Linked DNA regions of Homo sapiens: region 2 is linked to region 1. Evidence: read pairs that join two places in POLR2A ChIA-PET (ENCODE). Cell type or tissue: PC-3. All regions are shown on one strand. Links, peaks and the distances in the headings refer to the core of each region. The heading gives the core; the rest is flanking DNA. Region 1 overlaps MYL11 (myosin light chain 11). Region 2 holds the start of ITGAL-AS1 (ITGAL antisense RNA 1).

What was found. Peaks named below come from ENCODE experiments on the same cell type or tissue, not always from the same donor. Only the 100,000 strongest peaks of a DNase experiment are listed, where the experiment ranks them.
Region 2: POLR2A ChIA-PET joins it to region 1 with 18 read pairs; 3 of 35 experiments call an interaction of 5 or more read pairs at or near these places.

Annotation. Positions count from the first base shown.
Region 1 is chr16:30,376,687-30,379,486 of GRCh38, forward strand. MYL11 (myosin light chain 11) reads left to right here. Exons shown (of 7, transcript NM_013292.5): 5 at 1-12; 6 at 968-1,016; 7 at 1,110-1,305. The coding sequence ends at 1,214. SEPTIN1 (septin 1) reads right to left here. Exons shown (of 11, transcript NM_001365977.2): 8 at 2,749-2,800; 9 at 2,332-2,497; 10 at 1,924-2,014; 11 at 1,449-1,834. The coding sequence ends at 1,748. It also overlaps a transcript of ZNF48 not described here. Among named protein-coding and RNA genes, the nearest start is that of MYL11, 3.3 kb to the left of the region's middle. RefSeq lists enhancers at 1,022-1,316, 1,165-1,504, 1,895-1,954, 2,126-2,683, 2,684-2,800 and silencers at 1,485-1,824, 2,095-2,204. In PC-3, for the core only: no CTCF peak of the experiment used is centred there; DNase peaks (open chromatin) are centred at 1,195 and 1,655; H3K4me3 peaks cover 2,037 bases; H3K27ac peaks cover 1,454 bases.
Region 2 is chr16:30,497,397-30,500,196 of GRCh38, forward strand. ITGAL (integrin subunit alpha L) reads left to right here. Exons shown (of 31, transcript NM_002209.3): 16 at 1,678-1,838; 17 at 1,942-2,093. ITGAL-AS1 (ITGAL antisense RNA 1) reads right to left here and starts at 2,158. Exons shown (of 2, transcript NR_186415.1): 1 at 1,968-2,158; 2 at 1,034-1,755. In PC-3, for the core only: no CTCF peak of the experiment used is centred there; no DNase peak of the experiment used is centred there.

The DNA.
Region 1 (2,800 bases), core at 170-2,669:
CAAGAAGAAGTTGTAAGCATCGGCTCCCCCACCCTTCCGACCCTTCCCCCACTCCACCAGCTGCTCCCACACTGACAGCCTCCTTAAATTTCTACCAAGGCTGGGCCCTGTGGCTCAGGCCTATAATCCCAGTGCTTTGGGAGGCAGAGGCAGGAGGATTTACTTGAGGACAGGAGTTTGAGATCAGCCTGGATAACACAGCATGACCCTGTTTCTAAAAACTTAACTAAAAAATTCGTGGGCTGGCCGGGCACAGTGGCTCATGCCTGTAATCCCAGCACTTTGGGAGGCCAAGGCGGGCGGATCATGTGAGGTCAGGAGTCCAAGAACAGCCTGGCCAACACGGTGAAACCCCGTCTCTACTAAAAATACAAAAATTAGCTGGGCGTGGTGGCGGGCGCCTGTAGTCCCAGCTACTAGGGAGACTGGGACATGAGAATCGCTTGAACCCTGGAGTCGGAGGTTGCAGTGAGCCAAGATCACGCCACTGCCCTCCAACCTGGGCGACAATAGCAAAACTCCGTCTCCAAAAAAAAGAAAAAAAAAAATTCGCGGGAGTGGTGGCAAACACCTATAGTCCCAGCTACTCCGGAGGCTGAGGCAGGAAGATCCCTTGAGCCCAAGAGTTCCAGGTTGCAGTGAGCCGTGATCAAACCACTGCATTCCAGCCTGGGCGACAGGGTGAGACCCTGTCTCAAAACAAACAAAAACCCAAAAATTCCTACGAAGGGTTAGGCACTGCCAGAGGTAAGGGAGTAGTTAAGATTGTGGTAATGGGCGGTAAGATTGCATTTTCACAGCAAATGTGGGCGGAGAGGGCAAAAGCGAGTGTCTGGGAGGCCAATGAAGGAAGTAGAGTGACCTGGGTTTTCAGGGGAGGCTGGGGCTGGCATCGGGGATGAGGTGCGAGGGAGTGGAAAGGAACCAGGAACCCAATCGCAACTCCCCTTGTGTCACCTCTCTCCAGCCTGGAGGAGCTGCTGACCACGCAGTGTGACCGCTTCTCCCAGGAGGAGGTGAGTGGGGACCGGGGCGGGGCCGGAGCAGCAAAGGGGCTGGGGCCGGGGAGACTAAGGGCCTGTGCGAGACGCCCCTACGTCTTTCCCCAGATCAAGAACATGTGGGCGGCCTTCCCCCCCGACGTGGGCGGCAACGTCGACTACAAAAACATCTGCTACGTCATCACGCACGGCGACGCCAAGGACCAGGAGTAGGGGCACCCGCGGGCCTCCGCTGCCCGACGCTTCTGTTCGGCCCGACCTCCACCCCGGCTCCCAATAAAATTTAACTGATCTTTGTTTCTTATGGGCGGCGCCTTCAGAGTGTCTGCGCGAGGGCCTCAGGTGGGAGCGCCCCACAAATGAATGGATGCGGCCTGGAGGCCTGCGGGGGTCGGCCCCACAATCTACGCCCGCCGCCTTTTTCCGCAAGGAAGGAGAAGGCTCGCGTGGCCGCGGGAAGCTCAGTTTTTATTGAAGACAGAGTCTGGGAGAAGAAGGGGGACTCCGGAAGACAGTGATGCGGTCGGAGATTGTGCAGGCCCCGGGCCGGGAAGTGGGCGGTGTCTGGGTGGGCGGGACCAGCGCCGGGGCGGGGCTACGGACTCAGGCTGGGAGAACCTCCCCCTAGCCCGCGCGAGGGCGGCACCCGCGGAGGTCCCGGGGGGCGCTGGGCAGTGTGGGGCGCGGGGATTGGACAAGAGGCCGACTGAAGGCGGAGCCGAGGTAAGGCCGGGCGGGGCGTGGCCTCAGAGGGCGTCTGACTGCTCGCCCTGGGCCTGGCTCTGCTGCATTTGGGCCTGCATCTTCTCCAGCATCTCTTGCATGCGGCGCAGCTGTGCAGGGCGAGATTGCAGGCGGTGACCTGGCGAAGCCAGAGGGGGACCTGGGGCATCGGTCGGGGGGAAGCGAGGTGCGTGCTCACCTCTTCGTCTTTCTCGCGGATCAGCTTCTCGGTGTCCGCCAGAGGCAGCATGGGCAGCGGGATCTCTGTGGCGCTCTGGCGGGAAAGCTTACTGCGGGACAGTGGGAAGGGGACAGGAATCAGGAGCGGGACCTGAGGTTGTGGGTGAGGCCCAGGAGGCAGGGCCTGGGGCGAGGTTGGGGTCTAGGAGGCGGAGCCAGTTCCTTGAGGTTAGGGCCGGAGGCAAAGCGGGTGGGGAGAGAGGGGGAGAGAGGGAGAGACGGAGAGAGGGAGGGAGGGAGGGAGGGAGGGAGAGAGAAGTCTGAGTGGTGAAGGCGGAGTCACGGGTGGTGGGGACGAGTCCTCAGGGCGGGGTCATGGGTGAGGCGGGACCTTGGAGGCTCTGATACTGTCCGCCCCGGGTCTCACCTGCGGCTGGCTCGATCGCGAGCCCCAGGCCGGGCCAGGCTCTGTAGGCAGCGGGCCCGGTAGCCCTCGTAGAGCAGATCGTGCGTCACCTCTTTCAGGTCCTGCAGGTGTGTCTGCACCAGCATCCGTCGCAGGTTCAGGAAATCGCAGTGATGTGGGTTCTCCACTGGAGGGGGGGCGGCGCGGACCAGCGAACGTCAGGGAGTTTCGGGTCCAACCCACCCGTAAGGGTCGGGTCTACAGGAAAGTCCTGCTGCCACTCTAGCGGAGGGTCCGCGGTCTGCAGCCCAGCGACCCCCCTTTCCTCCTAGGATCCCCTGGGACCAAAGCCCACCCCAACTTCACATGTTGAGTGCGCCTGACCCAGAGGCCCCGGGCTCCCTGCTGGCCTTAGGACCCCTGCCTGGCCTCACTCACCCTCCACGGTCCCCCAGGAGTAGCGGCGTCCCCTCACCGGCCGGTTCCCGCC
Region 2 (2,800 bases), core at 223-2,722, 120 kb after region 1:
TTTGAGAGGCTGTGGCAGGAAGATTACTTGAGCTCAAGAGTTTGAGACCAGCCTGGGCAACACAGTGGGACACCATCTGTACTTTTTTTTTTTCTTTTGAGAGAGAGTCTTGCACTGTTGCCCAGGCCAGAGTGCAGTGGTGCGATCTTGGCTCACTGTAACCTCCACCTCCTGGGTTCAAGCGATTCTCCTGCATCAGCCTCCCAAGTAGCTGGGATCACAGGCATGCACCACCATGCCCTGCTAATTTTTTTGTATTTTTAGTAGAGACGGGGTTTCGCCATGTTGGCCAGGCTGGTTTTGAACTCCTGACCTCAAGGGATCCGCCCGTCTCGGCCTCCCAAAGTGCTAGGATTACAGAGTGAGCCACCGTGCCCAGCCCTTTTCTTTTTTTTTTTTAATTGGCCAGGTATGGTGGTGCATGACTGTAGGCCCAGCTACTTGGGAGGCTAAGGCAGGAGGATGACTTGAGCCTGGGAGGTCGAGGTTGCAGTGAGCTGTGATCATGCCACTGTACTCCAGCCTGAGCTACAGAGTGAGATCCTACCACAAAAAAATAATAAATAGGCCGGATGCAATGACTCATGCCTGTAATCCAGCACTTTGGGAGGCCGAGGTGGGTGGATCATTTGAGGTCAGGTGGACGTGGTTGTGGGGGCCCCTCTGGAGGAGCAGGGGGCTGTATACATCTTCAATGGGAGGCACGGGGGGCTTAGTCAGGAGTTCAAGACCAGCCTGGCCAACCTGTTGAAACCCCATCTCTACTAAAAATACAAAAATTAGCTGGGCATGGTGGCATGCGCCTGTAATCCCAGCTACTCGGGAGGCTGAGGCAGGAGAATTGCTTGAGCCCAAGAGGAGGATCTCAAAAAAAAAAAAAAAAATAGGAGCCAGGCACTGGGGCTCACTCCCGTAATCCCAGCTACACAGGAGTCTGAGACAAGAGGATCGCTGGAGGCCAGGAGTGTGAGGATGCAGTGAGCTATGACTGCACCACTGCACTCCAGCCTGAGCAACAAAGCGAGGCTCTAACAACAACAAAAGCTGCAACTTTATTATGAAGCATAATAAAATTCATGCAAGCATCACTGAAGGCTTAAACATAAGCATGAAAGTAACTCAGTATGATTTCTCTTCCTAAGAGCTTTCTCTTCTTCATGGAAAATGGGTCAGAGGCTGCTAGAATGAACTGGGAGCCCTAATTAGTTATCACCATTATTGGCCAGGCATGGTGGCTCATGCCTATAATCCCAGCACTTTGGGAGCCCAAGCCGGGAGGATTGCTTGAGCTCAGGAGTTCAAGACCACCCTGGACAACATAGGAAGGTCCCTTCTCTACAAAAATTTATTTAAAGTTAGCCAGGTGTGGTGGCACATGCCTGTGGTCCCAGATCCTTGGGAGGCTGAGGTGGGAGGATTACTAGAGCCTGGGAGGCCGAGGCTGTAGTGAGCTGTTATCATGCCACTGCACTCCAGCCTGGGCAACAGGGTGAGACCCTCTCTCAAAATAAATAAATAAAAAGTATCATTATTATTTTCCTTAAGAGGAGACAGTGACATGTTGAGGTCTGCTTTAGGGAAGGAGAGTTCTCTGGCTTTGCTGGCGGGAGCCCCACATCTGAGGGGGGACGTGCAGTTGGGTTGGAGGGAGAGAGTTGGTTGCCTTCTGCCCTGCAGCTCCCGGCCCGTGGTGGATATGGTCACCCTGATGTCCTTCTCTCCAGCTGAGATCCCAGTGCATGAAGTGGAGTGCTCCTATTCAACCAGTAACAAGATGAAAGAAGGAGTTAATATCACAATCTGTTTCCAGATCAAGTCTCTCATCCCCCAGTTCCAAGGTCAGAGCTCTCCTCCTGCTCCCAGGGCAGCTGCCGCCCCAAATCCAGGCTTATGGCCTGGGATCCCCCACCATTTAACTCTTGCCTTTTCCGCCCTGCCCAGGCCGCCTGGTTGCCAATCTCACTTACACTCTGCAGCTGGATGGCCACCGGACCAGAAGACGGGGGTTGTTCCCAGGAGGGAGACATGAACTCAGAAGGAATATAGCTGTCACCACCAGCATGTCATGCACTGACTTCTCATTTCATTTCCCGGTAAGGGAGCCAGCGCCAATGCTCTGGGATGAGCTACCTGCAGGGGCAGGCTCAGCTCCGTCACTGTCCAGTGGGTGACACGTCACTTCCATCCCTCTGTGCTGTCACTTCCTCTCCTGTGCAATGGTAGTAATAACACCCTTAGCATATTTTCTTCTAGTGTTTTTTTTAAATTATATATATATGTGTATATATATGTATATATATGTGTATATATATATATGTATATATATATATATATATATTTTTTTTTTTTTGACACAGAGTCTCGCTCTGTCACCCAGGCTGTAGTGCAGTGGCACGGTCTCACTTACTACAGCACGATCTCGGCTCATGGCCACCTCCACCTCCTGGGTTCAAGCAATTCTCCTGCCTCAGTCTCCCGAGTACCTGGGATTACAGGCACCTGCCACTATGCCTAGCTAATTTTTGTATTTTTGGGAGAGATAGGGTTTCACCATGTTAGTCAGGCTGGTCTCGAACTCCTGACCTCTGGTGATCTGCCTGCATTGGCCTCCCAAAGTGCTGGGATTACAGGCATGAGCCATCGCTCCTGGCCTATTTTATATTATTTATTTATTTATTTATTTATTTATTTATTTATTTATTTATTTGAGACAGAGTCTCGCTCTATCACCCAGGCTGGAGTGCAGTGGCATGATCTCGGCTCACTACAGCCTCTGCCTCCCGGGTTCAAGCGATTCTCC